Linked DNA regions of Mus musculus: regions 1, 2 and 4 are each linked to region 3. A link is a loop called in an ENCODE intact Hi-C map of the cell type or tissue named here. Cell type or tissue: heart. All regions are shown on one strand.

What was found. A loop is a pair of places that touch in the nucleus more often than their neighbours do. Peaks named below come from ENCODE experiments on the same cell type or tissue, not always from the same donor. Only the 100,000 strongest peaks of a DNase experiment are listed, where the experiment ranks them.
Region 1: a loop joins it to region 3, with 2.2 times the contacts of the local background. A loop is called at or near these places in 2 of 42 quality-filtered maps.
Region 2: a loop joins it to region 3, with 3 times the contacts of the local background. A loop is called at or near these places in 8 of 42 quality-filtered maps.
Region 4: it touches region 3 in a loop (6-fold over the local background); 5 of 42 quality-filtered maps call a loop at or near these places.

Annotation. Positions count from the first base shown.
Region 1 is chr1:9,859,336-9,867,335 of GRCm38, reverse strand. Sgk3 (serum/glucocorticoid regulated kinase 3) reads right to left here. Exons shown (of 18, transcript NM_133220.2): 3 at 1,988-2,205. The coding sequence starts at 2,083. Among named protein-coding and RNA genes, the nearest start is that of Mcmdc2, 45 kb to the left of the region's middle. In heart, no CTCF peak of the experiment used is centred here; no DNase peak of the experiment used is centred here.
Region 2 is chr1:9,844,154-9,852,153 of GRCm38, reverse strand. All of the region lies in intron 2 of Sgk3 (serum/glucocorticoid regulated kinase 3), which reads right to left. Among named protein-coding and RNA genes, the nearest start is that of Sgk3, 50 kb to the right of the region's middle. In heart, a CTCF peak has its summit at 3,850; a DNase peak (open chromatin) is centred at 3,823; H3K4me3 peaks cover 1,373 bases; H3K27ac peaks cover 918 bases; H3K27me3 peaks cover 422 bases.
Region 3 is chr1:9,794,150-9,802,149 of GRCm38, reverse strand. It overlaps Sgk3 (serum/glucocorticoid regulated kinase 3), which reads right to left and starts at 4,020. Exons shown (of 18, transcript NM_133220.2): 1 at 3,904-4,020. In heart, a CTCF peak has its summit at 3,728; a DNase peak (open chromatin) is centred at 3,989; H3K4me3 peaks cover 2,195 bases; H3K27ac peaks cover 1,668 bases; H3K27me3 peaks cover 283 bases.
Region 4 is chr1:10,034,153-10,042,152 of GRCm38, reverse strand. It overlaps Cops5 (COP9 signalosome subunit 5), which reads left to right and starts at 3,994. Exons shown (of 8, transcript NM_013715.2): 1 at 3,994-4,483; 2 at 6,990-7,224. The coding sequence starts at 4,341. Cspp1 (centrosome and spindle pole associated protein 1) reads right to left here and starts at 3,935. Exons shown (of 30, transcript NM_026493.3): 1 at 3,809-3,935. In heart, CTCF peaks have their summits at 2,314, 2,513 (motif pointing left) and 4,274; DNase peaks (open chromatin) are centred at 2,172, 2,382, 4,032 and 4,212; H3K4me3 peaks cover 4,186 bases; H3K27ac peaks cover 3,140 bases.

The DNA.
Region 1 (8,000 bases), 65 kb before region 3:
AGCATTAAATCATCAGCAGGTACCAAACTAACTTTCATTAATTCAGCCAAAGACAGCCGTAGAGTACAATTTGATATTTTAAGTGGACACACACACTCACGCACTGGTGTGAGTACACAAGCCCACCTCAAATCAGGAAACATTTGTACACCCTACTCTTTCCCAGAATGTGTGAAAGTATCTCTGCTTGACAGAAGGAAAGGACACCCAAGTTAATCCACACTGCAGTAGCAATGTCTGCCAAACTTGGTGGAGGTTAAGTTCCTCAAGGACAGAACAGCCCCAAGGTAAAAACACAGAAAAAAAGGCAAGTTGCCTACACTCCACTATTTTATCCAAGCTGTAATGTAACAGCCCTTGCTAACCTTCAAGGTAATGTTGCTAGAAAATATGGTTATAAAAATGTGTTAACAAGTATGCACCATTACAACACACATTAGCGCGCGCGCACACACACACACACACACACACACACACACACACACACACACACACACACACATACTACACACATACACAATTCTGCAACCTAAGAGGCTAGGGAGAGATGAGTAACCAGATAACACTCCAACCTCTGTTTGTATCAATGCACAGGTGTTTGTTTAGAAACAGAGAATAGGGCCAGAGAACTGCTTTCTGGTTCCACATCTAGGACCCTGAGAAACAGCTACCATTTTCAGTTACCTCTGCAAGTTAGTAAGGCAGAATATACTGTTTGGGGTGTTTAGCTTAACATTTCAGATCTTCTCAGATCCCAGGTGAGCATGGATTCCAGCTGAAAATCTCTTATCTCAGGGCTTAACTGGCAAGGATTCAGTGGCCTACTTCTAACAGATCAGTGGTGGTCCAAAAGGGGGCTGATGTGCAATACTGAGAACAAAGGCACTGTATTGGAGAGAACCCTATTAGAACCTACTCACACCAACAGAAGATATTTTCAAGTCAGCCCAGCAAGGGCACGGCCAGCTAAAACACTGCCTATACAATCATGAAGACAGAATTTGGGTTCTAAAACTATGTAACAGGTGGTATGTTCTGCACACATCTCTAACCCAAACTCTGAGGGAAGACTTTTGGCTTTTTGGCTTTTGGTAATGAAGAAAACATGAGCTCCAAGTTCAAGGAGAGACCTGCCTCAAAGGAACTGGCATAAAGTGACGAAGGACACCCAAGGATACCTGATTACTTTTGTCCTCTATGGATCCACATGTGTGTGTGTACTATTAAGAATGTATACATATGCAAATAAATGGACATATATTTTTAAAGTGTTTGTTTTCCAATAGCAGTCACTGGTCACACTATTAGCATATACTCATTGTACCTTATAAAGCCCTCCAGCAAATACGGTGGAACTAAAATCAGAAATGCCTTTACCTTGAAGGTAGAAAAAGAGGTAAAACAAGGGAACATTTTAAAAATGAGGTGGAAAGTAATAAATGCCAGAAGGCACTATGGAAATTTCCGGGCAGTAGTTTTTAACGCAGGGACTTCAGGAGTCTACAACAGTGAAGTGGCACAGACTCTATACACACATCTGACAAGACGGCTTATGAGTTTCATACAGTTTTCCAAGGAGATGTGCAAACAGGCAAAAATATGCACTAAAAAGAACAATTACTGTTAAAGTAGCCAAAGGAAGCTTTGTTTTCTTATTATTTTTCCGTTTCCTTTCTTTTTCTTTTTTCTTTGAGGGAGGGTTTCTCTGTTGTAGCCCTGGCCGGGTTGGAACCAGCTCTGTAGACCAGGCTGGCCTTGAACTCAAGAGATCCACCTTCCTCTACAGTGCTGGGATTAGAGGTGTGTACCGCCACCACCTGGTCTAAAGAAGGTTTTGTGAGGATTGCTCATTCAAAAGAAGTAAAACCTAGACCTGTGGAGAGGGGAGGAGAATTCCTGGTTATGAAAGAACACAGGGGCAGGGGAGTAGAGGGGGTTGGGGGGAGTGGAGACATTGCTGTCCTTACTCTTCCCACCACACACTTACCGTGAACCTCTTCTTTTTCTCTCTGTGTTCGTCAGAGCTGGGAATGCTTACACTTGGGCAGCTCTCCTTGTAGTCCATGATACAATCCCTCTGCATTTAATGTCTTGAAGGACAGAAATTGAGTCTGAAGTTTCAAAGTTCTCAGCAGAGGGTAAATATAATTCACAAATCCAAAATATGAAACCTCTTGAGGTAATGTTCAAACTCCATCATGGAACCTTAAACAATAGGAAGAAAACACGGTTAGAAAACCATTTTCAGAGTACCTGGCCTTGTCTGGCCTTTGAAGAGGACCGTGTGGGTACGCTTCATCCCAGAGATGTAGGGATGGGTCAATATATGAAAATGAGTAGATCGAATCTATCATAAGAACAAACTGAAAGGAAAACCAACATGGTCATCTCATTAGATACAGAAAATATCTTTGACAAACTCCAACCCTTCATGATAAAAGCCTTAGAGAGATGAAGGATACGATGGACATACCTAAACACAGTAAGGGCTATCTATATACAGCAAGCTGATAGCCAGCATCAAATTAAACAAGAGGAACTTAAACAAGACAAAGTTTTCCACTGATCTCTCCATAACTATTCAAGATAGTACTTGAAGTCTTAGAGCAATAAGACAACTGATGGAGATCAAGAGGATACAAATCGGAAGGAAATAAATCACAGTCTTCTTATTTGCTATGATATGATAGTATGTATGTATATATGTGTGTGTGTGTGTGTGTGTGTGTGTGTGTGTGTGTGATCCTAAAATTCCCACCAAGGAAATTCTACAGCAGATAAAACACTTTCAACAAAATAGCTGGATACAAAATAATTGATAAAAATCAGTAGCCCTCCTACATACAAATGATAAACATACTGAAAAGAAATCAGGGCAACTACACATTTTACCATAACCTTGAATAATATAAAACATCTTAGGGTAACTCTAACCAAGCAAGTCAAAGACTTATAAAATAAAAACTTCAAATCTTTGAAGAAAGAAATTGAAAAAGATATCAATCAATGGAAAAATCCCCCATGCTCATGAATGGGGAAAATTAACATAGTAAAAATGTCCATACTATCAAAAGCAATCTACAGATCCAATGCAATCCCCATCAAAATTACAACACAATTCTTCACAGATTTGAAACAACCAATCTCAGCTTCATATGGACACAAGAAGCCCAGGATAGCTACAACAATCCTAGACAATAAAAGAATCGCTGAAAGTCTCACCATTCCAGATTTCAAGTTGTACTACAAAGCTATAGTAATAAAAACAGCACGTATTGGCATAAAAAAGCATGTTGATCAATAGAATTGAATTGAAGACCCAATTATAAATCCAGACACGTAATCTTTGATAAAGAACCCAGAAACACACTGGAAAAAAAAAAAAACAGCATCCTCAACTAATGGTACTGGTCAAATTGGATGTCTGAATGTAGAAGAATGCAAATAGATCCATATTTCCCACCCTGCACAGAACTCAACTCCAAATGGATCAAAAAGACTACAATCTAAAACCAGATACCTTGAACCTGATAGAATAGAAAGTGAGAAATAGCTCTGAACTCATTACCACAAGAAACAACTTCCTGAGTTGTCTTTAGCACAGGCACTACGATAAAAAATTAACAAATGGGACGTCATGAAACTGAAAAGCTTCTACAAGGCAAAGGATACTACCATTTGGACAAAGCAGCGGTCCATAGAATGGGAAAAGATTTTATCAACTCTGCATCTGATAGAGGACTAAAATCCAAAATATATAGAGAACTTAAGAAAACAGATATCAAAAAAACCTAAATAATCCAATTTTAAAATGGGTTAGAGATCTAAATAGAAAATTCTCAATAAAAGAAACTCAAATGACTGAGAACCACTTTTAAAAAAATGTTCAGCATCCTTAGCCATCAGGGAAACACAAATCAAAGCTTCTTTAAGATTCCATTTTACACCTGGATGAATGGCTAGAATCAGCAATGCAAGTGACAGCTCATGCTGGCAAGGCTGTGGAGCAAGGGGATACACATCTATCACTGGTGGGACTGCAAACTTGTACAACCACTATGAGAAGCAAAATGGCAGCTCCTTAGAAACAAGAAACCAATATACCTCAAGACCACCCAAAGGATGGTCCACAATACCACAAGGACATTTACGCAACCATGTCTATTGCTGCTCTTTATAATAGCCATAAATCGGAAATAAGCTAGATGTGCCCCAAATGAAGAATAAATAAGGAAAATGTGGTACATTTACAGAGAGGATTAAAAAAAACAACAACAACTGACATGAAATCTGCAGGCAAATGGATGGAACTAGAAAAAAAAAATCCTAAGTGAAGAAACCCAGACATAGAAAGTTAAATACGGTATGTATTCACTTATATGTGGATATTAGCCATATGATAAGCTGCGGAGAGGGTATAAGAAGGGGCTGGGGGAATGGAATCCATTTTATGAGTGGACTGGGAGTGGGAGTGGGGCAGAGGGGAACAGGAGAGGTACTGAGGGGGAGACAGCTAGCAAATAAAACCTAGTGCAGTGAGAAACATCCTAAAATATATGAAGGCGATCCTGATAAAGTCTCCAAATAATGAGGGAAACACAGTCTTAACTGGCCATCTGTTGTCACCAAGCAAAGCTCTCAGTGCCAGTACAGGGTTACATGCAATTCCCCAAACAACTCAGGCTGTTGCCAAGACGATAGGTTGTTCTTCCCAAACCAACTGCAGGAACCCACTGTTGAAGACAACACCTGCACAGCTCATAACTGGGGGAGGTCGAGTAGTGCAGAAAGAACCTTCTCCCCGATGGTCTAGTGTCTTTGGTATGAAAAAATACCCCACAGGCAACCAATGTAGACACCAACCAAGCCACAAAAAGGATCTGCAATCAGTTCTGCTGGCAAAATATACTAGGTCAATGGTGGCACAAAGCTTGTGAGACAGAACCCATACCAACACTGCCAAGAGACCAAGGACCAGTGACTAGATAACCCAGAGCTATACTTTGAAACCAAAAAGAAAAAAAGTAGTGATAAAATGATATTCTACTACATTCAAAGATCTGTGTCTTGTTCAGCCATTACCAAATGAGGCTTCCTATGCAGATAGGAACAAATACAGAGACCCATAGCCAGATATGGAGAGAGAGAGAGAGAGAGAGAGAGAGAGAGAGAGAGAGAGAGAGAGAGAGAGAGAGAGAAGCAGACAGACAGACAGACCTTGGAACACACAGCTTTTATTGGGATTTCTCCATCAAATCCCTCCCCTCAGAGCTCAGGGAACCCCGCAGAAGAGGAGGCAGAGAGTGTAAGAGCCAGAGGGGATGGAGGACACCAGGAGAACACAGTCTTCTAAATCAACTGAGCAGAGCTCCTCTGAACCCAGAGACTGAAGCAGCAAGCTCAGGGCCTGCAGGTCCTCTGTGCATACCTTACAGCTTTCAGTATAATGTTAGATGGGACTCCTGCATGTGAGAGCTAGTGGGGCTCTGATTCCTGGGCTTTTGCGTGAGGCTCCTTCTGTTGATCTGCCTTGTTCAGCTTCTTTTTTTCTTTTTTTCTTTTTTTTTTTAATATTTTTTGGTTTTTCGAGACAGGGTTTCTCTGTGTAGCCCTGGCTGTCCTGGAACTCACTCTGTAGACTAGGCTGGCCTCGAACTCAGAAATCTGCCTGCCTCTGCCTCCCAAGTGCTGGAATCAAAGGTGTGCAACCGCCGCTGCCACCACCCGGCTTCTTGTTCAGCTTCTATGTGATGATTTTGATCTTGTTATTTTTGTGTGTGTGTGCTATGTTTGGTTATCTCTTAGAAGCCTGTTCTTTTCCAGTGAGACAGAAAGGGAGTGGATCCGGATGGGAGGAGGTGGGGAGGAGCTAGAAGGAGTGGGGGTGGGGAGAACTGTATGAGAAAAGAATCTACTTTTAGTGAAAGGGAAAAAAGATATAAAAATAGGAAATACATTAGTAAGTGATAGCCCTTCTATGGAGGGACAGGATGGTACAGTGAGATGCAAGGTGTCCCAGGATGGGTACAGACAGATGGCAGGGCGATTGTAACAAGGGCTGGTGTTACTCACAGGTGTCCTTGAAGGTATGCACAAAGCAAATGACTAGTAGAATGTGGCTCTTTGTAGAGTCTTTAATTTCTTATAGCTGCCAACAGATAGGGTGAAGAATAAAGGCCAGAACTTAATGGTAACTGGTGAAGAGCAATTAAACGCAAACCATGTGGTCACAGATGCTACACGAGGGCCCTTGTGGGAAAGCAGATCCTGGATGATGACTGCCAGCGTTGGGGCAGCATGAGTGAGGCTCAGAAGGATGGCCTCCATGTCCACTCAACTGCACTTACCCAGCTCAGTGAAGCTACTGTGCCTATCTGGGGCATCCAGACTTCATTTGGGCCTCTCTATCCCGTCCTTATGCTCCATGTGACCCTTTCAAGTTTTGTTTCCCATCCCAAGGAGACACCAATTCCCCTCAGACACGGTCTCACTTTTCTTTATTATCACATAACCCAGCTTACAAAGAAGTTCAAGACAATGGAGAACACACTGAATTCAACCTAGAATTATCATGACCCATTAAAAGGCCACAAGTACATACTGCTGACTGTTCTTTAAGGTCTTTTCCAAGAGAGATCTGCAGTCACCTCAGAGTGCATATCCACTTTGAAAGGGTAACTATGAAACTCTTTGAAAGGTCATTGGACACCATTTGTAAACTGACACCAGTTTCTGGGGACACAAAATGTATTCTACTAGTCAGAGTGGGGCTCCTAAAGATGGTGTAAGAGATAACATTGGCCCTAGAATCTTGGTGCGTCCAATGGAAACAGATTTATCTTCTATCTTGCCAAATCCCCACACTGGATCCTCATCCTGCCAAAACAGCTATTACGGGAGAAAAGAGCCTTGTAGAAACCTCTGACAAGCATCAAGGGAGGAGGAAGGCTACTGACGCATAGCTTGTCAACAGCGATTGTCCATTTGGTTCCTGGCTTACAGCCCTTATAACCAACCACTCTACTCTCACTACCAAAAAAAAAAAAAAAAAAAAAAGTACTCTGCCCAAAAAACACTCTTGCTTGTGATTTCAGAAATCAGTATCACTATGAAAAAGCTGATGAATCGGGACTGCTGAATCCTATCATATCTGCACTTACACTGCCTGCTTAACTGGGTGAGAGCCAAAAACATTTTGGGACATGATTATGGATTGCCAAACTCTAACCAGGTGGCAACTACTAATTCCGTAAGTAACTCCAGATGAGGTATGTTGGGTCGGTGACTATTAGGATAATCCCTGATGACAAGTATATGGCTTGTGACCCGATAAACATCTCTTCTACCATCAGTGAGAGACACAGAGATGCTGTCACATGACAGAAACAGCAGTACCTACTGTTCACTGTCATACCAGAGGGCTAATGTGTGCACTGCTGTCATGGTATGGTCTAGACTCCAGAGCAGTGGTCCTCAACCAGCGAGTCTCAACCCCTGTGGGGATGACCGACCCCATCACAGAGGTCATGTATCAGATATCCTGTACATTATATATCTACACTACAATTCATAATAACAGCAAAATTAAAGTTATGAAATAGCAACAGAAATAATTTTATGGTTGGGTGTCACCACAACGTGAAGAACTGTATAAAAGGGTGACAGCATTAGGAAGGTTGAGAACCACTGCTCTAGAGGGACCTCCACAGGCCATCACACTGATCCACCACACTGATGACATTAGCTTCATTGTCCCAGTCAACAAGAAACAGCAGAACACTGTGGACACCTATGCAGATCGTTCCCTAGGCTTCGCTGCTCAGAGACAGGATGTCCTGTCTCAAGTGAGAGATGACACTGCCTCCACTGAGCCATGAGCAAAACAACCCAGACTTCATGTCTGGAGAGAAACCCGCAAGGACTGCCAATTTTTATTGACACCTACTCTATAAAAAGGTGCTATAAAGAGGAGAGCTGCCCTAGTCCCTGCCTTGTCACAC
Region 2 (8,000 bases), 50 kb before region 3:
GCAACAGAAAAATGGATAAACATTGAATGGCAGAAATGTTTGATGTTCTGTAAAAAAAGAGATAAATTCTTACTCAGGCTGGCCTTAAACTTCTGATCTTCCTATCTCAGATTCTTGAATAAAGTTTTCAATCAAGTTTATATCTGAAAGCATCACAAGTGAAATAAAATACATGCCTCAATTGAATATGTACATAGAGACATTTCTAATGTAATTATTAAAAAAAATTTGTTAAACCAAAAGTTGTATCAAACAAAAAGTGTAAGCTTCATTAATACCTCCCATAAAATAAACACTCTGGGATGTATATTTTCCACGCATACAAGAAAACAAAGGAAGAAAGAGGTATGAACATATTTTAAGATCAAAAACAATGAGGCCAGGCATGGTGTGCCTGTAATCTCAGCACTCAAAGAGGCTGAAGCAGGATTATAACGTCAAGGCCAGCCTAGACTACACAGAGAGACTGTATCTGAGGGTGGGGAGAAGACAGACACAGAGAGAAATTACATCGTGTGAAGTCAGAGCCAAACAGAAGAAGAGAATGTTCAGTCCTCTCCAGCTCAGAAAACAAAGTGGAGAAGCAGGACTCCGTGTGCCTGGGGATATAAAACAAAAGACAGTTTAGGACTAATACTCCACACGAAAACCCAAAGCTGCAGAGGCTGCTCTATGCACTTTCTTGCGCTGACACCTTCCTGTGTGAGGCTATTACATATTTCTATAAACATCTGCCTGTCTGTTACGCATCACGTATACTGCTGTATCTACACCTAGTCCCTTAAAAACCCAGACTCAATGTTTTCTTCTCTATCTTTTTACTTCCTACTCAATTTCCCTACCATCTTTCTAAGTTCCTACTTTCAAAACAAGCTGTGACTCTTTAATGATCTGAAAGGTCCACTAGAACTTGAGTTCACATTCACTTAAAAACCAGACACATGGGCCTTGTGTTTCTCTTAAAGTAACTGGATAAATGTAAAGACTTGACTATGGGACTTCTGTATGTGTAGTTCATGTCCTTCTGTTTAGATACAGTAACAGATGACTTGAATCACAAAGCAAGGGGGACTGACTAATATCTGAGAGAGGTAGTACCAGAACTCTGAGAAAAGGCAAGCCAACTCCAACTAAACTCATCCATCATCTGGGGTGCAGCGGCACGGAAGGGCTGGGGTGGCGGTGCGTGATAAGCACTCTTATTCTGTAGCAGAGATTTTCAGCACAAGTGCAATAGCTAGTAGGTCAGTTTGTCAAAAATGCCTGCTGACAGTGGAGAAAGCAGCCAAGTCATTAGTAAGAACAGGACTGTCACAAAGCAACGGATACAATCTAAGGGTTTTACACAGCCACTGGAAGCCTACTTTATTTTATATTTGAAAGCCTACGTTGGGATCACTGCTTTTATCTGTGGGAGACACAGGCTGCAAAGGGGTTTGAGATCACCACACAGGAAGATGAATGTTCGCTTCTCTGAAGACATGAAAGCCTTCGGTGTGGAACTCAAGGGCTGTAGGTGCATTGGAATAAACAAAAGAAGAGGGCTTAACAAGGATGGAGTGGCTTGTTTGGGGGGAAAAACTTAGCTATTTGTCTATTGAGTGGAAAGTATGGGGGAATTAAACTCTATCTCAAGGTTTTATTCCTGGGCAACAAGGAGAAAGAGCTGAAAGTAGAGGGAACCGGCAAGTAAGCAAAATGCTGGTAAATTAGGTTAATTATTAGTTGTACTGCAAATATCTGTGCAAAGCTACACAGCCAACATCTTCTTGGGCCAAGCCCTGTTTCTAGGCACTAGGGATTCCACAGGGAACACAGGAGGAAGCACCCTTAGCCACATGGAACCTCTAGCGGCAGAAAGCAGATGAGTAATTACACCAACTAAGTATATATTATAGGAAGTATGGGGTTGTATGCAAGTTTAAATAATAAGGAAACATCTGAACAAATATCCAGAGGTGAGGGCATGAGCAATGCACAGCGCCAGGAAGTCAGCAACTTACACACCAGTATCTCAAAATAATTGTACTCTGAAAGGCTTTTGAAGTTACCAGATGCATTGCCACATAACCTATCCATTCACATTTCAGCGTTCCCGGTATCCCTGCCTGACTGTATCCTACCCAATCAAGAAAACTTCTCTAGGAACTCAGTGATAAGAAGCTGTACACGGTCGATTTATTTATGTTGTTCATACCTTCTGCACACAGAGAAAAGAGCTGCATTTGAAAAACAAAAGCAAAGCACTGCTGGAACATGTTTGCACAAAGCTTAAAGACACTCATCTTGTTCTCAAAGCAATAATTGATGCAGCAGCTTCCAGACTGTGATTTAAATCAAAGGTGCTGAAGAATGATTATGAATCATGCAATTAAACTACGAAGCAGGATGCTGCTGAGTGAAGAAACTCTCAGCACCATAAAACAACTGTCAAAAATAAAAACAGTAACTCCCATAGTCCTCTGCTTTTAAATTTTGTTGATCAGCAGAGCTGAGTTCTAAGCTCTGCCATGTTTTGGTTCTGGGTCTTTAGATCCTCATCTGTAAAGACCAACAGGACTGGCTTTTCAGATTTATTTTATTTCTTTATTTATTTATCTGCCAATTTTTGAGTCAAGGTCTAGCATTCTAGTAACTATGAAGCCCAGTCTGGCCTTGGACTTTCAGCAATCCTCCTGCCTCTGGCTCCTGCCTGCAGAAGTTAATAGCATGCATGGGCTTATGACCACATCCAGATTCCATGTCTCCTTCGAACCTATTTCTATGTGGCAAGCTACTGCTCAGATGACATCTGCTTACCTATTTTGAAAGGTGGTTGATGCACTTTTGCAAAAGTATAGTACAAAATAAGCACTCACCCCAAACAGCACAAGTTTTCCAAAAAAGAATTGCTTTTAAAGAAATCTACCCCAACTCTCAAAACAAGGTTACACGCACCCTAAAAAATATTTTCTTTTATTTTTCCTTTAGTCTTCAAAACTAAAATTTATTTGTTCGCGGGTGTAATTCATGGGCAGAGCATGTGCTGGGGGTGGATAGGTGTTTCCAGCCCAAGCACCAACAGAAGAAAAAGCGAGATGCTTGTAACGTTTAGGGAAGAACTGGAATAAAGTGGAATAAAGTGATGATCAGCTCAGAGCACCCTTAGTACTAGAGAAAAGAACCTTTAGGACTCAGTTCACAAACTGTCTCAAAGGAATCTCTCAAGCATTTCTGACAACAGCTCTAGGAGATTCCCAGAAATGACAACCTTAGAGATTCATGCTCATCAGAAAACAGAGAAAATATCCAACGTTCGTTGCCAAGCACTAGGATTAACCCAATCTTTACAACAATCCCGGCACCACCGTTTTACATGCGTGAAATCCATGGCGCAAACAAGCTGAGCCAACTGCTCAAGTTTTTCGGTTAATAAGTACACAAGAGCTCAAGCATTCCAACTTACAAGCCGCTCGCTAATCTCCAAGTCATGCTCCCTCCTGGAACCCTGGCGCCCTAACAGTCCGTATTAGTCGCACCTTTCCGTTCCGGCAGGCAACCGAAGTCTACGTCCAGAACCAAGCACCATCCATGTATTTTAAGGAACATTAAATACTGCACACTACCTGAGGTTTCCAAGGGTGCGCGTGCGGAACCACTCAAGCCCCCTCCCTCCGGAGCTAGTGCGGTGGGCAGAGCCGCAGCTCCAGCGGGACCGGTGAGTGGTCTGCGTCCAGACCCGCGAGAACCCACCCGGTTCCCACCGCGCTTCGAGGCGTGCGCGCTTACCTTCCGGAACCCTGCCCTTGCGCGTGGCAAGCTGGAAGCGCCACTCTCCGGCGCCACCCGATCTCAGCGGGCTTCTCCACCCACCTGCCCCTAGGGCGCCTGCCTGAGGGCGCCCCGCCCGCATCGGCGTCCCGCCCACATCCGTGGCCGCCTCCCCACCCCCCACCCCCACCCTCCCCGCGCCAGTCACCTGGCGCCTGACAAAGGTTTCCGCAGACCGCATCCAGGGAGGTCCTATGTAAATAAAGCCTGAGTGGGGGTTGAACCTGGGAAGGGGGGGGGGGGAGGACACAGGGAGAGGGGAAAAGAAGAAAGTGAAGAAAAAGGCTTGGGATGGCAAACACCAGCACTCTCTCCCAGATCCAGCTAAGGAGAGCTTTGACAAGGCACATTCCGCTACTTCAGCAGGGTAGGAGTCATACACGAATTCAGTGTTCCACGTGCAAAGAGTCTCTGGGAATACTATTCAGAGAGGCAAAGAACATAATTCCGGTACTAACCTCCATCTCAGGCACTCCCCATCCCTTTTTAAAATGGTAAGAAGGGCACATGGTGCCCTTACTCTCCAATCAGCACTTGAGAGACCAAGGCAGGCCTGGCTACACTGTAAAGCCAAACTGGATGACATGTGACTCTGCCAATAGACAGACAGATTCATAGATAGATGTTGGTGGATAGATAAAGTGGGCACTAGAGGGGCAGACAATGGGATCAGATCCACGTCATCCTCTGCAATATTGCCAGTTCAATATTGTCACACTGGGCTACTTGAGACTCTGGAGAGCAAGGGTAAGGTTAGGGAGAGAAAGTAAAGGCGGGAGTGATGAAGGGAGGGCAGGATGGAATTATGGGCACTGACCACAGGTAAGAATTCTCACCCCCAGCTTAAATTATAACCATTCCCCCACTGTTAGCCGCATTTTAGGAGAGCAGAGCTGTCAAACCCAGGCAGTGTTTGGCAGAGTTAAATAAAACCTATCAGAGACCTTTCTTGGACAAAGGTCCTGTACCAGGCAACAGCAGTCTGGACTAAAAACCAGACTGTACTCACTGAAGTCCCATGGGGTAAAATTATATCACTTTTTTGGACGGGAGAATGAAAAATACAGAAATATCATGAATAGCCCAATAATTCATTTAAATCTTTAGCTGTTATTTTTAAAAACAACCTTAAGTAATCTGTCGTTAACCAAGTGGTTACTTTCCTATTGTCTGGTTTCCCTCTCCCCACCACAGGAGGAAAGCAAACCCACAAATAAGGAACCCCCCTTCTCTGTGACTCCCTTTCTTCCATTCTGTCTGTCCATAAAGCCAGTGTCTTCTTGTTGTTGTTGTTGTTGTTGTTGTTGTTGTTTTGTTTTGTTTTTTTGAGACAGGGTTTCTCTGTGTAGCCCTGGCTGTCCTGGAACTCACTCTGTAGACCAGGCTGGCCTCGAACTCAGAAATCCTCCTGCCTGTGCCTCCCAAGTGCTGGAATTAAAGGCATGAGCTACCATGCCCGGCCAAGCCAGTGTCTTTATGGAGAAAGAACAGCCCAGTAAGATCTGTAAGTCCTTTTCACTCCTGGGGACACTTTTCACTCCTGGGGACAGAACCTAGACCCTCATACAAGCAAGATGAGCTTTCTATCATCAAATGAGAGCCAGGTGCTCCCTCCCAAATGTAATTTTCTTTTTATGGCCGCAGGAATGTCCACAGTGTTGCTTCATGGTTTGTGATTAGGTGTGTGGATAAAAGGAAGCAAGAGTACTTGAGGGTTTTTTTGGTTTCTTTTAACTATGAAAACATCTATCTGCATTTGATGGACAGCAAGTGAATAAAGGCAGGGAAACACAAGGCTCACTTTACCAAAGAGAGAGAGAGAGAGAAAGACAGAGACAGAGAGAGAGACAGAGACAGAGGGAAAACAGGTGCACAATGACCTCTACTGCAAGAACTTGAGAAATGAATGCCCAGAGGTTAGTCTGCTCGCCCTGTCCCACAGGGAAGTCACAAAATATAACATCCTCAATTTGCATATGAGTCAAATGAAGGTGGCCTCCTAATCTCTAAATGCCCTTCCAGAGTTTGTCTACTCTGGAAAACTAGAAGGGCTGGCCCATCAGTGTTCATAAAATAAGTGAGGCTTAAAATCAGAACGGGACCAAGCAGCTTCTGGGGATCAAACTCAGGTCATTGGCTTGACAGCAAGTGCCTTAATCTAAGCCATTTTCCAGCCTATAATTTTATGCTTAAAGGTTTTACAGGAGCTGGAGATATGGCTCAGTAGTTAAAGAGCACTCGCTGCTCTTCCAGAGGATCTGAGTTCAGTTCCAGCACCCTCAGTTGCTGGCTCACAACCCCCAGGACCTCTAGTCCTAGGAGATCTCACGCCATCTTCTGGCCTCCTAGGGAACCTGCTCACACATGACAAACAAGTACAAAAGGTACAAAACTGGAAGGAATATATAAATTTACTATTTCAATATCTGGAAAATACACTGTGAACTAAAAGAAGAAAGGATTAAGGATGATTTCATTTCAAAAATCTTAAAGATGGGGCTGGTGAGATGGCTCAGTGGGTAAGAGCATCCGACTGCTCTTCCGAAGGTCCGGAGTTCAAATCCCAGCAACCACATGGTGGCTCACAACCATCTGTAACGAGATCTGACTCCTTCTTCTGGAGTGTCTGAAGACAGCTACAGCGTACTTACATATAATAAATAAATCTTTAAAAAAAAAATCTTAAAGATGGACTTTGTTTACTGTTATAGAGGTGTTGGGACCTGGGAGAATGGTGAGGGTGAGTGAGATGCAGTAGTCATCTTTATTCAGAGCATCCAACAGTTTATATTCTGAGGGTTAAGAGGAGTCATGTAGAGGGGCGTGGTGGCGCACACCATTAATCCCAGCACTCGGGAGGCAGAGGCAGGCAGATTTCTGAGTTCGAGGCCAGCCTGGTCTACAGAGTGGTGAGTTCCAGGACAGCCAGGGCTATATAGAGAAACAAACAAACAAACAAAAAGAGGAGTCATGTGAGTAAAGTGGGCAACTTCAAGGACACGTCGTATGTGGCAAAAGCAGTAACCGTGGTTCTCAACCTATGGACTGTGACCCCTTTAGGGTCCAACAACCTTTTCTCAGAGTCACCTTAGACCATTAGAAGTCACAGGTATTTATTTACCTTACCATTCACAAAAGTAGCAAAATTACAGTCATGAAGTAGTAATGAAAATAGTTTTTGATTGGGGCTTACTAACAACATGAAGAACTGTATTAAAGGGTCGCTGTATAGGATGGTTGAGAGACCCTGCTATAGTCAGTTGTGATGTATGATGTGGAGTAAACTCTCCTATCAGCCACACCTTGGAGAGGCACGACAGTGTATTCTAAGCATAGTTCTGTGAAGTTTCAGAAGAAACTGAGGTCATGAGACTCGTGGCTTGTTTTCTTGGAGTTTTCTCATAAGCACTCAGAATTTTCCTCACAGGAATCCATTCTTGGAACATGTTTTGACATACTTAGCAAAGGGATTATTTTAAGTGGCTTAAAAATAGGCTGTGTATGGTAATCAATGCCAGTAATCTCTGCAACTCAGGAGGCAGAGGCAGGAGGATTGTCATGAGGTGAAGAGCAGACTGATCTACATAATGAGCTGCAGCCAGGGCAAGAGAGTAAGACTGTCAAAAATAAAAGAAAAGAATGTGCATTTATTAAGTTCTATTTAAGTAATCACAACATTAGCGAAGTGTTAGCACACTGAAAACTGTTTGTCCTACAGGATAAGAAAACATAAAAGTACCTTGATGTTTTGCAACCAGGCATTTTAGCTAAGGAACCTGGAATGGGTCTCAAAGCTCTTGGCAATGAAAAAAGTAAGGTTGGTAGTTAAGAATGGCTCCAAGGCTACATAAGAAGAGCCTGTCTCTGACAAACAAATTAGTATATGCAGAAGTTTATAAAGATGCTAAGAAATTCAGAAAATAACTAAGAAATTAATTTTGGATGGTACTACAGAACTAAATATCTTGAAAATTGGTTATGAAGAGTAGAATCCAGACTCTACTCTGCCTTCACCCCACAGTAGCCACATGAAGGAAGTGTCAACAACAGAAAATCTGTCTTCCTAAAGGAAATGAAGCTAGTGGATAAAGGAGAGAGAGAGGCAGGCTGGGTAGAAGTCAATGGTTAGCTCCCCTCTCTTAGCAAACCTGAGGCCCTGAGCCCAACCACAGGCACCCAAAAAGGAAACA
Region 3 (8,000 bases):
TATTAAAGAAGACTCCTGCAGTTTAATGGAGCGACTCCTATAATTTCTAATATTCAATTTGTTCTTTTATATATATATATATATATATATATATATATATATATATATATATATACATATATACATATGTACATATATATTGTAAATCTATTATGACAGTTTACAACTAAGCCTTTTTATAAACGTTTTAAAAAGTGATACTTCAATATATGGTCTGAATAATAAAAATCAAAATATAAAAAAAGAAAAAGAAAGAAAGAACAAACTGCTGGTAAGGACACATCAGCCCATGTGAGCTTACAGGAACTCTCTGCACATGGAAACTTACCACACGGGTAGATATTTCTAGCCCTTCCCAGGTGTCAGTCCCCTTAGGTTTTTCCTATGTCTGTCTCCATGGTAGAAACCGAGTCTCCCTACAAAGGAATCTCTCAGAGTCTGACTAACATCTCTTATTTCACCCATACACCTTAGAAAAGATCAGTCCCTAGCCAAGAGACAACTGCCTCACCCATAACCTTACACGAGCAAACATCATTGGGTTTATTCTGTTTGGTTTTGAGACATGACCTTGCTATGTAATCCAGGCTCCATCAACCTAGGGATGCAAACGACTGAGTCTCCTACCCTAGTTTATAGGAATGGGACGCCATGCCCGGGTAGACTTCTATTGTTCTGTTTGATTAATGACAATGGAGATCATGCCCGGGGCATCCAGAACAGTGGGGAAACACTCTACCAGTGGAGCTACATACAGTTTGGTTTTAAGTAGAACAGTGGATACCCAGAGATAGACATAGACACACTTACAAGACCCTTGTAAGGGATGAGTCTGAAAAACTAGAAGAAAGCAAGGCTTGCTGCACACTGCCCTAATTCTCTCTGAAGCCCTTGGCCTTGGTCTCATGCAGCCTGACACTCTGGGCTGGCCCACATCTTCTTGGCAACAGTAATTAACTCAGCGATCCTGTTAAATTAAATATTGATGTGAACTAAAAGACCGGGCATCTCAGCCCCTCTTAGATTTATCACTTTTCTCCATGAAATGAGGGGCGGGGTGGGGGGGTGAATCAAGATCAAAGCTTCCTTCAACAGGAATGGAGCAGGTAAAGAAAAACAGAGACACATCTTCACTTAAAAGAGTGTGGGAGCCATTTCTATCAGGAATAACACGTTACATAATTTGACTCTCATGAATCAGCAGTTTAGTCCATAATTTACATTAAGTTTTAAAAGAAAGAACACGTGAAGATTGAAAGGGTAATGGTAGTTTCTACAAGGCAGGTTTGAAAAGCACTTATTCCACCTCCACGCAGAGGGCTGACAGGCAGCTGACTCAGATGGGCTTCATTACGATGTTCTAGCTACCTAAAGTCCCTGGGGGAACTGCCATGCTGTCTTTCACCCAGTGGCCCTTCTCAAGTCCTCTCCCAGGTAGTGGCCATACTGTCCTCCCTATTTAAAGGTAATATATCTGGGGCCACATAGTTTAGGATGCAGAGGCCCACACTTAAAGGATATAAATAAATGAAGATACTTTTTTTTGCTTTTTTAGAAGTATAAACTTAAGTAATTAGCTTCAGAAAACACACCGCCATGTCAGACACTTCAGAAGAACACTGAGAAATCCCTTTGATCATTGTATTTGAACTCCCTCATAAACCCAAGTGCTTAGAGACATATGTAAGAAAGCTTTCAGCACAAGAACAAACAGCATTTGTCCCACTTAACACCCCTTAAAACCAGACCAAAAATAAAATAAAATAAAAAATAGGCAGGGTGTTTGACAAGAAAAAAAGAAAGAAAAAACAACCACTAAGTTATTTTTCAAAAACTAGAGATGATAAATCCTTAGTCCATAGGGTATCTTTGTCCTTTTTATAAGGAGAATACTGCATCAGGTACTGTTTGAAATAAGAGAAGCACTGGGTTAGGCCTCTCTTCAGCACAAATCAATTACGATGGTATTTTGGGATGTATGTTTTGAAAGAGCAAGCTTTCTGAAGCCATTCATTCCACAAATATTTATTACAGGCCTGCACGTGCCAGGCTCCGCCCATTTATGCGCCTTCTCCACCTGGGCTCACCCTCCATTAGCTTGGCAAACAGGCAAACAGCAAAGCCAACAGTTTGATACCGTGGTGTCTTTACTTGTACAAAAGGGAGAGCGTTTTGAGATGTACTGACCTCACACGGTCTCTCTGAAGACAATTATTAGATGTTAGGTTGAATTTAATTCACGAGTAGCACTCATGTCTGCGGTATCTACAGAAGCTGTACTGGGGCGGGAGAGCCCCTTTGCTTCGTACAGTCCTATTAATCAGGCTTACCAACTCATTTAGTTACCTCCCAGGAAATGGAAATTTATGAGAAGGAAAAGAACCAACAGAGGCAGTGAGTATGATAAAAAAAAATCTTGATATTACATTTATAATCACCACAGTTGTTATTATTTATTGACCATTCTCAGTCTTTACCATCTAGGCACCAGGCCCAAAACACTCATTTAAAAAGATCATTTTATTTTGGGGGAAAATCCTCTCTCTATATATAAGCCGCAAGACACAAAATGGACACCTTACAGGATTCATCAACCAATTCAGTGCCAGCAACAACCAACCGCAAAAAAAAAAATTACCAAACTGTTAATGGTAATGTCTACAAACAAAAAGGGTTCTGTTTCACAGTTCAAGTTTAATCTGATGCTCCCATCTGAGCCACGTCATATAAATTGTCAAACATATTGAAAACAAAGCTCCCTATAAAAACAAAACTAGGTTCAGTCCAGTGGCAGTGTAAAGAAAGGGAACTTCTGATGTCTGAGTTGTCAGACTTGGAATCAGAGAGTCCACCTTTCTGAAGTTACATGGGATCTGGCCTGAGACCTGCCAGCAACAGGTCCCATCTCTCCACGCCTGAATCCTACGGGGAATGAAGGGTAAGAACTTGCCTTAAGGGAGTGGTAGCCTAAGGGGGCAGAAGGCACACCCATTCCTAAAATATGTCTGAAACTTCCTCTAATGTTTCCAGCTCTTTCTATAACATTGGGGAACTAGAGTATGCATGGCCTCTTCGTGGCTACAACCACAAATAACTTATCATTTTGAGTTAAGAATTTGAGGTAATATTTATAAAGCACTTAGGAAACAGAGCAGTTCATAGTATGAGCTGTGTTTGCTAAATAAAGCAGGCACTTTCCAGGCCTGTTAGGTAAACAATCTAGTGAGAAGGGCAAGACTCTACCCAAGAGGCGTTTTTGGGGTTTTGTTGTTTTGTTTTCCTCTCTCTTTCTCTCTCTCTCTCTCTCTCTCTCTCCCCCTCTCTCTCTCTCTCTTTCTTCTTCTGTGTTTATTCTCGAATCCTAAGTGCATCCAGCATAGTCTCTGCCTGCAGAACTGCAGTTCAACCAGGCATTCGGTGCAACATTAAGTCAAAGACCTTTGTTTCAAGAGGCGAATCCCTTCTCTTTTCTACCGGTCCAAAGAACCATCCCTAAGCGCGCCCTAGAACCGAAAACCTCAGCGCGCTTTAAGGCGGCATTCGTCGGTGCTTGAACCGTGAGAATCGACCGAGCGAAAACAGACCGAAGGGTTCGAGTCTGAGAACTTGAAAAAGAGTGGCGACGCGATCTAGCCCTGCCGACCACTTCACACCGTCGCCCCGGCGGGTCCGCGCAGAACCCCATCCCGCGTCAGGTGGGCTCCCGGGTCCTCGCCACCCGCTGCCCCGCTCGGGGGGCCGGGCGAGCCGCCCGCGCTCCCCCGCGCGAGGGAGCCCCACGCCACGGCGCTGAGCTCTCCCGGAGCACACAAAGACCGCGCCGGGCCGCGGCGGGACCCCGGCGCCCGAGAGAGCCCGGCCGGGACCCCGGCACGCAGACCGGCGCACCCGCCCCGCACCTACCCGGCTGTGCGGCGTCCGGGCGCCCGGGCGCGGAGCCCAGAGCGCTGGCAGTTTCTTCTTCCCGGCGGCGCGGCCGGGCGCCGGCGTTTCCTCCCTGACGCGTCACGGCGGCTCCTCCCGCGAAGCGCCGGGCGGCGGGCGGGCGGGCGGGCGGCGCGAGGGGACGGCGGGGTCGGCCGGGACCCGCGCGGATGGCGGGACCGCTCGGCTACCCGCGCTCGCCCGTCACGCGGGGTGCAAAGTTCAGGAGGAGACGCCGCCGGACTCCTGCGCTCAGCTGACGGGATGCGCGAGGTCCGCGGCGAGGGTGACCTTGGCCCACTCGGGAGCCCGGGCGGCAGAGCGGACCCGGGCGGTGGCAGAGGGCTGGGGGCTGCGGCTTCCTGCAAGCTGGACGCTGCAGAAGCCAAATAAGTATTCGGACGATCTGGAGAGCCCACTGTGCTTCCTTTAGCTTTTTCTGGGCAGTTTTCTACACTTTTTCCCACGTCAGCAGATTGATTTTTTTTTTTTTTTTTGACCAGTGTTTATGGATGAGCGAGGGCTCTCACAAATTGGCAGATAGATGCTATGTACAGATAATATGCGTTTCTCTTGATCATTTTAGATCTATGGATTATTTTTGTTTGTTATTTTTAAACTACCCAACACACTCTACTGCTGGTGCTTGTCCATTTAACTACAGAAGCTGCGTTTTTAAAAACCCGTTCTGTGAATGGGGAACTAAGAATTACACGATTCAATGGTTGTGGAGTAGAGTTAAAATTTTGAACTAGAGAGCCACACCACCACTGTAGTTTAGGTTTTATCTGATACCACGTGAAAGTAGACCCACACAACTGTTTAAAGGATTTCTGTCTGCATGGCATGCTTCATATTTTACATTAATCTACCCTTTGAATCATATGGTTCCAGAAAATTTGCCACAAATCTATGAACAAATAGAGGAACTGAGATGAATGAGTGAGTTCCGTAAATTCAAAGAACTCTTTATATTTTAGAACGATACTCAGAAGATTTAGCCTCATGAATAAATGTAAGAAAAGTTATTTGTACTATCCATGCTGCAATATGGCCTTGTCCTTAAAATAGGTTGTGAACCCAAATTCTTTTATACTGTGAAACCTATTATTCTCACAGGACTTTCTTAACAGCGATTCTCCATGGCTTTGGGAAATGGACAAGAAAATACAGTTCATAGAGCCCAACATATTGCAGCAGTCATTTATATGTTCCACTATGATCTGCTTACAAAGCAATACACACAATAAAGCACACATCTTCTCTGTGACAAAAAAACAAGTGATCAGTGTATCTGCTAATTAAAGCCATATTCATAATACTGAAGAAATGCTCTTGGACAAAAGGAAATTTTATGTCAATAAACACTAAGGGAATGACATCATTCTCGATTAAAAGATAAATACCTAACTATCACCACATTTTGACGTTAGGGAAAAAAAAAAAAACAGATGGAAACCATTTTAGTGTTTCCAGGATAAATTTGTCTTACCACTATAAAGAACGTGGGGCGGGGGAGGGGGGAAGAGAGATCGAGAGCCCACCAACATTTATGGACAAGAAATGAGGATGATCTTCATTTGATTAAGAGGAAGTTAGGTATGGGCTTGTGAGTGAGTGTGTGTGTGTGTGTGTGTGTGTGTGTGTGTGTGTGTGTACATGCACACACATGTAAGCATGCATACAGGGTGGAGATCAGAAGTAGTTTTCTTCCCCAGACGTTGTCCGGCTTATTTTCTGAGATGGAGTCTCTTGCTGATCTTAGACCTGGCTGTTGGCATCTTGGCTGTCCTGTGAGCTCCAGGGTCCTCCCCTGTCTGCCTTCCCAGCGCTGTGATTAGGCACCATCATAGCTGGCTTTGTACATGGCACCCAAACTCAGGTCCTCACATCAGTGCAGCAAGCACTCTACTGACTGAGCCATCTTCCTCACCCTTAAAATTAACTTTTCTACTTAATTCTAGGGATCAAATCCTGGATGCTGTATATACACTAGGCGTCTGCTACACCGCTGAGATGCGTCTCCAGATGCATGTAAGGGTGTGCTTTGAGTAGCATCCCTTTAATTAACTCCTATGGTGATACAGATCTTATTCCCATTGTCCAGTATGTTTAGGGTTAAACTATAAAAGTTGTTGAGTGTTTGGTTAAATACTTATGTCTTTTTAAAAGGCTTTCTGTAAAATCAAATTTTAAAATAGGTGAAGCTTTTTTGTTGAAATGTAGATGTTAATGTTTTCTTTGAAAGAATGGCTCTGTTCATGCACACAAGGCAAATATTTTGCCTATCTGTTCTATCTTTAGCGTAGAGATTATAAAAACAAACTTTGGAGTCGGGCCCAGGGTTAATGCATATCTTCCCCCTTTGGACTTTGGGCAAACCATTCCACCGCTGTTTCAGGAGTAAGAAGAGGGTGATGGTAGTGCTTTTTCAACCTCAAAACAGATATGACAGTGCATCATGGCATGCTGTAAAGATCAAACGAACTTAATTAAATGTGGGCAACCTAGGATTGATTGACCAGTGTGACTTAACAGAGCTCAGTTGAGAAGCATAGCCTGACAGAGGATTAGGTCCTAAAGGATAAACCCCCGCCGGGGCGTGGTGGCGCACGCCTTTAATCCCAGCACTCCGGAGGCAGAGGCAGGCGGATTTCTGAGTTCGAGGCCAGCCTGGTCTACAAAGTGAGTTCCAGGACAGCCAGGGCTACCTGTCTGGAAAAAACAAAAACGAAAAAAAAAAAAAAAAGGATAAACCCTCAGGAGTGGATGGACGGCTGAGTGATGTCATTATTGAGGATGCGCTACTGAGAGAGTGCGTCGTTATGCACGAGTCTGAGCCTCTTCTTACTTGCATCTTGGGATAAAACAACATGGGGTTCTTCACCTCGTGATGGCACTTTTGGGTGAGCCAGCTATAGAATCCTGAGCCTGATGGATGTCTGCTCAGGACACACACCCGTTCCGTGTTTTGGAGGCTTGTTTTGTTTGGGGCAAGGTCTCACTATGTAGCGTCAGCTGGACCGGAACTTGCTTGGGTGCCCAGGCTAGCCTCCAGCTGCTTCCAGAGCACTGGGATTAAAGGCATGGGCCACCACTGCCCAGTCTGGTATTCTTTTATACTAGCAGAAAATAGAAATAATATGTTCAGAATCTTGGAAAATTAAGCTGAGAATATGAATTGTTGACCTATGTATTTCTTTTAAATTCCCAACCACTTACCCAGCTAACACATTTTTAAAATAATATATTCCACTGCAATGATCACTTGGATTCTCATTATTGCTATTCAGAGTAGAAAACTTTTTCTCTAAAATGGTGCCTAATCTGAAAGCATTATTAATCTTAATGTGAAAATAATGCCCTGCATTACTTGTAGTTCTTTTCTTGTAGCCTTCCAATAGGTTAGGGGCTCCCAATAAAAGAAAAATAACTTTCTTTAGGGAGGACGATTGGTTTAATGGCTGACAGGACCTGAATGATTTCCTTTCATGAGTTAACTGTTAAGGCAGTCAGGGCCACCATTGGTTCTATAGAGATGAATGTCCAGGCAAGAGATAACCAATGGTTGGTTACAAGAGCAATGATGTTTTTGATGTTTGCACAGCTTTTATAGTCCCCTTTCTGTAGTCCTAGTACAGACTTGTCTGCTTAAGTGGGTCAGCCATCATGAGTTGTTGATGTAGTTTTTGATATATTCACCAGTGGAAATGCTGATTTATAGCACCCGACACCCTCAAATAAAAGAAAGCCATTTTGAAGAAAGGTAGTTTAAGACATGATACTAACCATGAACTGCTTATGAATACAGACAGAAATGAAGTAAATATTGAAAAGGAGTTAGCTTTCTGAGCAAAATCCCTTTGCATAGAACACAGGGCAACCTAAGATATAGCTAGAAAAACCCGCAGACCAGCGGAAGGGAAAAGGCCTGTCACTGCCTCCTTGGCATAGAGCAAGGTTAATGTGTTTCTTTGATCTAAAGAACAGTGCTCTGGGTGCTGATGTGGAGCTGAAGGATGCAGGTAAAAGGCACAGCTCATCCTTGTTTCTGGGACCAAATCAGCCAGCCTCAG
Region 4 (8,000 bases), 240 kb before region 3:
ACATCAAAGATGTTTACTTAAGCGGTAAGTAAGTGTTTTCAACAGACAGAAATGGTAAGTACTTGCCATCCCAGTTACTCCCTACTCAGGACAGAGGCAGGCAGAAAAGATCCCAAGTTTAAGCAGTCAATCTTCAATATACTCCATCAAAACAGAACGTAACTACTTTAAGATACAAGGACAAACATGGGGTCAAATGAACACAGGTAGGGATAACCCACAAGTAAATGCTGGGCAATGTTCACTTGAATGAATGCGGAAGACCTGAAGCTGGATAAAATGTCAGGATTCCCTCCTAACAGTAACTTAGTACCAATTATTATTACAACTTCTGAAACTCATCTTAGGTAACAGTAACTACAATAAACTATCTATTAACCAATAGCCTTTTCCCCAGTAATGACCTTTTGCCAAAGGCTATTAGGAGCAATACTGTAGTTAAACAATTTAGATGAACTACTACTGCACTGATGTATGGACGCATCAAGAACACACAATAATGGCAACCCGAGTTTCTTAGTAAGAGGGCGCTGGGAAATAATTATATGACTGGAGCTTGAACTGGGTGACTTCGGAAAAAGTGTAAGAGAACAGAACTTTGCCATCAGGAAGTGGGAAAAATTTTAATTAAATTCTAATTAAAAATTCATAATAAATCTTACCTATAGTATGAGGTTAAAATGAAACAAAAAAAAAAAAAAAAAGAGGCAGCTACCTGCAAAAAAAAATGACTCTACTACAAGAAAAAAGGACTAGGGACAGATGCTCAGGGAGAAATAAGATGTAGACAAGAACAAGGGCAGGCATAAAAGACAGAGGGGAAAATGAAGTTTCTCATTGAACTAGCCAGAAAGGGTCTCACAGTCTTCTTCTCCTTAGCATATACATGAGCATTTGACTATGAGTACCATCCAAATCTGGACAAATCACTCTGAATTTTGCTAAAGAAAAGGTGTCCTGAAAGCATCCTTTCCTGTTTGCCTTATCTGAACCTATCTGCTCCCCTCCCAGGCCATCCCAGAGATTCCAGAGAGAAAGAGCCTCTCTATGGGAGCACGTCAGCAAATACTTCACACCAGCAAGTTCACAAAAAAAGGGGGGGCAAAACAAAACAAAACAAAAAAAAGTGTCTCCCTACTTTTTTGGAGCTCTTTTTTGCTTATCAACATGACAAGCCATTCTTCCACATAAAACTTAGCTTCTTAGAATAACTGGCTTTCTATAAAGCCTTTTTTTCTTTTCTTTTCTTTCCCCCCTGGAGGCAGGGTCTCACTATATAACTCTGGTTGGCTTAGAACTCAAGAGATCTGCTTACCTCTGTCTCCAAAGTGGTGGGATTAAAGGCATGTGCCACCACACCCAGCTATAAAATTGTTTTGATTGCTTTTAGGACCTTACACTGTACAAACTGTTTGAAAACTAAGTCTTATCAAAACTTCTACGTTAGCTTCTTAATCTTATTATCTTCAGAGCCAGATATATCTCAAAAGATGAGTCTCACTGCTAACATTTAATGAAAACTTGATTTGGGTCTGGAAAAAATGGCTCAAAACGTAGACACTTGCAGCCATGATGACGGAGTTTGACAGCTGGGATTCTGTAGGAGGAGAGAAAATTAAGATACACACACACACACATCATACACATATATATATGTATGTGTGTGTATATATATATGTGTGTGTGTGTGTATATACATACACACAGTACGTATTTCTTTCAAACCAGATTCTAATTCCACACAAAGATACACTATCAAGGCAGAGAAAGTTCTCTCATCAAGCAACCACAGTGAGAGAAAAGCAACAGATTTCATAGGGATATGGAGAAGATTAAGTTTAACTTGCAAAGTGTTAAACATTAACCAACCCTCCGGGTGCAAGCACTCTGCGAGGCTTAGCAGCGATGCGCCAGCAGAAGAGAAGGCGCAGGAGAGCCACTAAGGTCTCCAGAGACGCAGCGGGTGGCAGATGCCTCTGAAAGCGTCAACGCGTTGTCAGGCAACCGGCGGGCCCAGAGGCCGCCCGGGAGTCTGCAGCGCGCGTGCAGGGCACCGCCCCCAGCCCGGCAGCCTCGAGACCAGCACCTGGGGCCAAGCCGGGCCACCGCCTCGCGACCCGCGCCTCAAGCCCTGCCCCCACAACACCCCGGAGCTTCCCGGCTCCGCCCGGCAGGCTCGAACCCCCGCCCGGCTACAGCGACCCGGGCCGGCCTCCCGCGCCAGGGCGCCGACTCTTCGCACAGCCGTCCACACCCGCTACCCACCGACTTACTCCCAGCGAGAAGCCACGCTCCCAGCGGGCTCCACAGTCCGTGGTTCCGGCGACTCCGGCGCGGACCTAAAAACCGGTCGCCCGCTCAGGACTCCGCCTCCCAGGCCCAGCCCCCCGCCCGCCCTCCACCAACGGCCAGGCGCGGCCCCGCCCCTCGGGCTGCTGGCGGAGGCCGCGCGGCCGAGGGCGCCCCCTGCAGCCCCGGAGGCCACCCGGTGCACCCGCTGCTGCGCCCAGGGATTCCTGAAATGTGACCACTCCCAGGCTAAATCCCAGCCATCCAAGCCCAGGACGGTCTCCAGTCACGAAGTGTGGATGTGAGAGAAGGAATGTCCGCACCAGCAGTCTGGTCAACTCTCTGTCCTGGGCTTTCATTACCATTTCAACATGTTATTCTGTATGTTTCGAGTGGCTGTGTATTGTGACCACTGGAACAAGCTTACACAAGCTTCTCAGAAAGAACTTAAGATACTAATGTACTCTAATGTCCCTAGTGTGCCCGAAGTTATACTTTAAGAAGATTCTATTTTTATTTTTGGTTTCGTTATTTTGTCTCCAATAGTCCAGGGAGAAAGCGGGGTTGGAACTCTTGATTCTCCATTCTCCACCTCCCAAGTACTGGAATTAGAAGAATGTTGCAATGTCCTTGCTCTGTTTTGTTTGCCCAGCTCCTTGACTTTTTGAAACAGGGTCTCCTGCAGCCCAGGCAAAAGCACCTGCATTAGAAGAGGATACAGACGGGCAGTAGTGGTGCACGCCTTGAATCCCAGCACTCAAGCAGGCAGCTCTCGAGTTTGAGGCCAGCCTGGACTACATAGTTCCAGAACTGCAAAAACCCCGGGGTCCAGGTGAAGCAGCTACAGAGCCTTCGAATTCCTGTGAAGGAGCAGTTACTGACGAAGAGTTAAGGAAAGGCATCTCCGAGCTGTGCTTTTTAAAATCTGTGTGCTCTAAAGCAGAAATGTCAAGAAGTGCATTTCAAGCAATGCCTAACAACTAATATATTACTAAGCCAAGGAAAAAAGTTCTAATAGAATGAAAAACTGGGTTGGGGGAGCTAAAAGAAGATGATGAAGCTGGAGAAGTCTTTAAGAACCGTGTTACGAAAAAAATTAAATATATTAGAATTAAATAAAACACAAATTTCATGCATGCCTTCAACTTACAGTCTAGTGGGCAATTGGGGATGAGAATGTGAGGGAAGAAAACCTAAAAATACGACTGAAACAAATTTCACATTAACTGCTGGAAGGCACAGGTTGCGGAGATTAAATCTGCACTGAGACAAACCTTTTTTAAAAAGTAGCGCCTAAGGCATTCACCGCTCCTAACACTTGTATAAAATGTTACCCTATAAAGTCCCTAAAAAAGTTAATCTTAGCAACCGGTAACTTTTGCTTGCCACCTCGCAACAGTAGCGAAAACACAAAAGCGGAACGCCAACCACAAACCCCGGAGGCTTAACACACCGCAAATTATCTTAAAAGAGTCACGCGATCTTCCCCCTCCAAAACCAATAATCCGGAGATACTTACACCTCTGTTTCTCTAGAGATATTTAGTATTCCAAACAATTTATTTCGTTTGAAGCACCTACACTCACATAAACATAATTCCCCAAACTCAAGTTTCCTCCTACACACAATATGGTGGCATCTGAGTCTGCGCAGTACGAGCCGAGCCGGCCGACTCCTTCCTGGCAGGCCAATAGTCCCGCCTTCCGGCGCGAAAGGCTGTACCATTCCCACACCGAGGCTTTGCGTCCCTCGCAGTTCACACGAACGGATTTCCGAGCCAGCATGTTCTCGTTTCACCGGCAAGACTGATCTTAGCCGAGCCGAGCCGAGCCAACCCTAAGGAAGTGTTTTCTATGTCGCTGCGCCGCCGCCGCGCCCCAGCGCGCGAATGGTCTGGACCAACGTCACCTCCGGTCTCAAGTGTCATGGCTGCCTTGAGAGTCTAGTGAGTGTGCACCCTGGTGGGGAAGGTCCAAAGCCCGCACGCTGAGGCCCAGTAGAAGAAAGTTGCATCTTGATTGTGGAGCGACAGCTTCTCCGGTGCCTCGGCCATGGCAGCTTCCGGGAGTGGTATGGCCCAGAAAACCTGGGAATTGGCCAACAACATGCAGGAAGCGCAGAGTATCGATGAAATCTACAAATATGACAAAAAACAACAACAAGAAATCCTGGCGGCGAAACCCTGGACTAAGGAGTGAGGAGGTCCCTGGCGAGACGCAGGGGAGGGCAGGGATGGCGGGACTGTGAGAGACCCGCGAGGGGTGGGAGATGAAGGGTGTGGTGAGCTTGGCTTTCTGTGGGGCGTCGACCGAATATTGGCCACAGTGGCCTTAGTCTGCCTTGTCAGTAGAGCCTTACCTGTCCTCTAGGGCCTGCTTCGATTCCCCTTTTAGAAAGTTTCTTGCCTTCAGGGCGTGTAAAGGGCTGACTTGGGGTGCGACTTTTGTCAACATGATTATTTTTGTAAATCTCACACACTCTGCCTTGAACCTGGTGGCTACATGCAGTTAGTTGCAGCCTTCAGTAGATTCCCAAACTGAAGAGCGTGGCTGTTTTTATAAATCGAATGAGCAGAGCATTGATTTAAAAAAAAAAAAAAAATCCATGAGCTCTTGGATTGATTGGTTTGGTTTTTTTTCAGCTCTTTAGACACATACCAAATCCTCTTAGCAGTTCCCTACAATACTACTACAATTCATGTAAACCAGGAATTATAAGAGAGAGCTTAGAAGCATTTTCCCCAGCCAAATCCATGTATCTTTGGGATTGACGACAAGTCAAATGATTCTTTAGAGCAAATTGTATTAAGGAGAGTGAAGAAAAAAATTACAAAAGGTTGCTGAGTAGACTGTCTTGCTGTCTCCAGGTGTTTTGTTCTGATGGCACAGCTGGCTTTAACCGTCAGTACTCTGTTTTCAGTGTTTATTGAGTTCTTACTGTGGGCCTGGCACTGGCCTGAAGATTTTCGTGTCTTTTAATAATCTTGACAATCCAGGATTCTTTCCCTTTCTGTAAATAGAAAAATAAGCAAATACATTCAGAAACACACCTCATGGTCATACTATAGCAATGAGCTTAGGTTCAATAGACTGAAAATCAGGTCTCAATAACTGTCATTTAGACTGTTGACTGGCATTAGGAAACTAAAGTATCTAAACTTATCTATAAGATAAAGGTTAAACGTAGCTATTAATGATGTCATGAAGATGAGATAAGGTAATTTATTAAGAAGTTCTGGATGAGCCATATGTAATGAGAGCATAGTAATGGTTGTTTTTATCTTTTTCCCAAGTAGATGGAAAAGCCAGTTTTTTAATTTATATCTTGATTTCCAAGATGGTCTCAGTAACTTTGAGCTTGTGGTTGAAATCTAACAAAAGCTATATTTGGTTGCATGCATCCAGTGGGCCATGGCAACGCTGAGTGCCCCACACAGATTACTTAGCTGTTTCTAAAGCAAGCTGCGTGATTTAGGTGGATGTAAACTCAAGACTTCTTCACCATCTATGGCTATCCTAACATGTAGGGTATGTCAGGGATTTTAAACTGTTGTTCAAGAGTTTAATCACATACAATGGTTAGTCAAAGAAGTAAAGATACTAGATCACTCTCAAGATGCTATCAGAAGGAAGCCACAAGCTAACACACTTTTTTTGAGAATATCTTAAAACAGGTTAATAAGGCTGATAACAGTACCTTAGGTTTTAGTGTCTGTGGGACTAAGCACTTACTGTGTACTTTTCATACTAATAGGTGACATACCTATTTATAGATATGTGACATAGACATTAAGTGGCCCTACTCTCTCAGGTAGGGAGTGTCAGTGTAAGATTTTAGACCTAAGCAGGGCAATTTCAGAGGCAAACATTGTAGAAATTAAATCCTCTGGCTCTGTAGGTAATAATACTTGCTATCAAGCATGCAGACCTGAGTTCAAATCCCCAGCATCTATTGTAAAAATCCATGTGTGGATATGTGTGTGTGTAACCTTTTAGCATTGTATTGAAGGATGGCAGAGAAAAGGAAGTCTGTAAGCTGGTCAGTCAGCCAAAACAGTGAGCTTTCAGTAAGAGGCTCTCTCTGTCTCAAGGGGATGAAGTAATAAAATAGAGGAAAATGAGCTGGGCATGGTGACACCCACATTTAATCTCAGCAGAGGTGGGTGATCAAGTTCCAAGGTCAGCCTGGACTACTGGACAGCCAGGTTATACAGAAAAACGCAGTCTTAAAACAAAACAAAACAAAAGGTAGAGAAAGACCCCTGACAGTCCCTGTCATCTCCACATGCCATCTGGTGGCACACTAATAAACATGTACCACAGATAATAAATAAATAAATTACTTAATTAATAACTCAGTAAATTAAGGTCAGAAAGCTAGGCCTAAGAAGGTAATCAAGTATAATAATTCCATGATGATTGAGAAAAAAGGCCTGTGGACTTGATCATTACTCCCTCACCTCAGCAGTATATTAAAGTTTATCCCAGACTCTTTATTTTACCCAAGGGGCTGAGCTGTGACTGTGACATGTTATCTCCAGGTACCTCATACTTGCTGCTCTTATTCTACTCCCACGCACGGTCCATACTCCCCTTCCATCACTATCAATCCCTTCAGAACTTACTTATTTTCACAGAGACTATCTTCTGAAATTGTACATTAAATAAGAACCTTAATCACAGTGTAATTTTGTTTTATAGTCACCACTACTTTAAATACTGCAAAATCTCAGCATTGGCTCTACTGAAAATGGTGATGCATGCCAGGTCAGGAGGCAACTTGGAAGTGATGGGTTTGATGCTCGGGAAAGTCGACGGCGAGACCATGATCATCATGGACAGTTTCGCTTTGCCTGTAGAGGGCACAGAAACTCGAGTAAATGCTCAAGCTGCTGCGTATGAGTATATGGCTGCATACATAGAAAATGCCAAACAGGTAAAAATATTGTTTCTTAAATCTAAAAATCTCTATGAGTCTCAGGATGACTTCTGGGTTTCTGAACTTAAAACTGTCCTTTTCGCATTAAATTCCATATTTTAAATTAAACAGTTTTTATGTGAAATTTTAAAAGTCTTGTGAGATTTGTAATATTAGGTTGGGGGAGGGGATCCTTCCAAGATACGTTTTCATTTTCACTGTCAGTTGTGTTTAAAAAAAAAAATTACTGTAGGCTGGAGATGTGAGTTAGTGATGGAGTTGATGCTTGGCATTCCTAAGCCCTAAGTTCAGGATCTCCAGTACCCCTTAAGGAAACAAGAACAAACAGGAACAACAACAACAACAAATTTAGGAATTAACTGTTCCTGAGTAGAGTATATCTATTGATGGACTATAATGAACTATGTAGGCTAGCTTTTTAAAAAAAGCTATCTATATCTTCCCTTATGTGGAACAAGCTCCAGAATTGTTTCTTGAATTTAAAATGTGGTGTGCAGCTATGTGCAGATATGTTTGTTAATCTGCAGATATCTGTGAGGGTGTATAAGATGTTAGAGTGATGTCTGGGCTGAGAAACAGGAGAGAAACGATAGAGAGGAGACTGGATACCCTTGTTCTTGTACCTTGATAGTTTCACACTGTGCATATGTATTATCTGTTCAGAAATTCCTTAACTTCAAAGCAGCATTTGTTGCATGCTGTTATTGGGCACTACATAAAACCTATAAATGACAGTATCTCTGAGAGTAAACCATACCTCAAGCAAGCGTTTT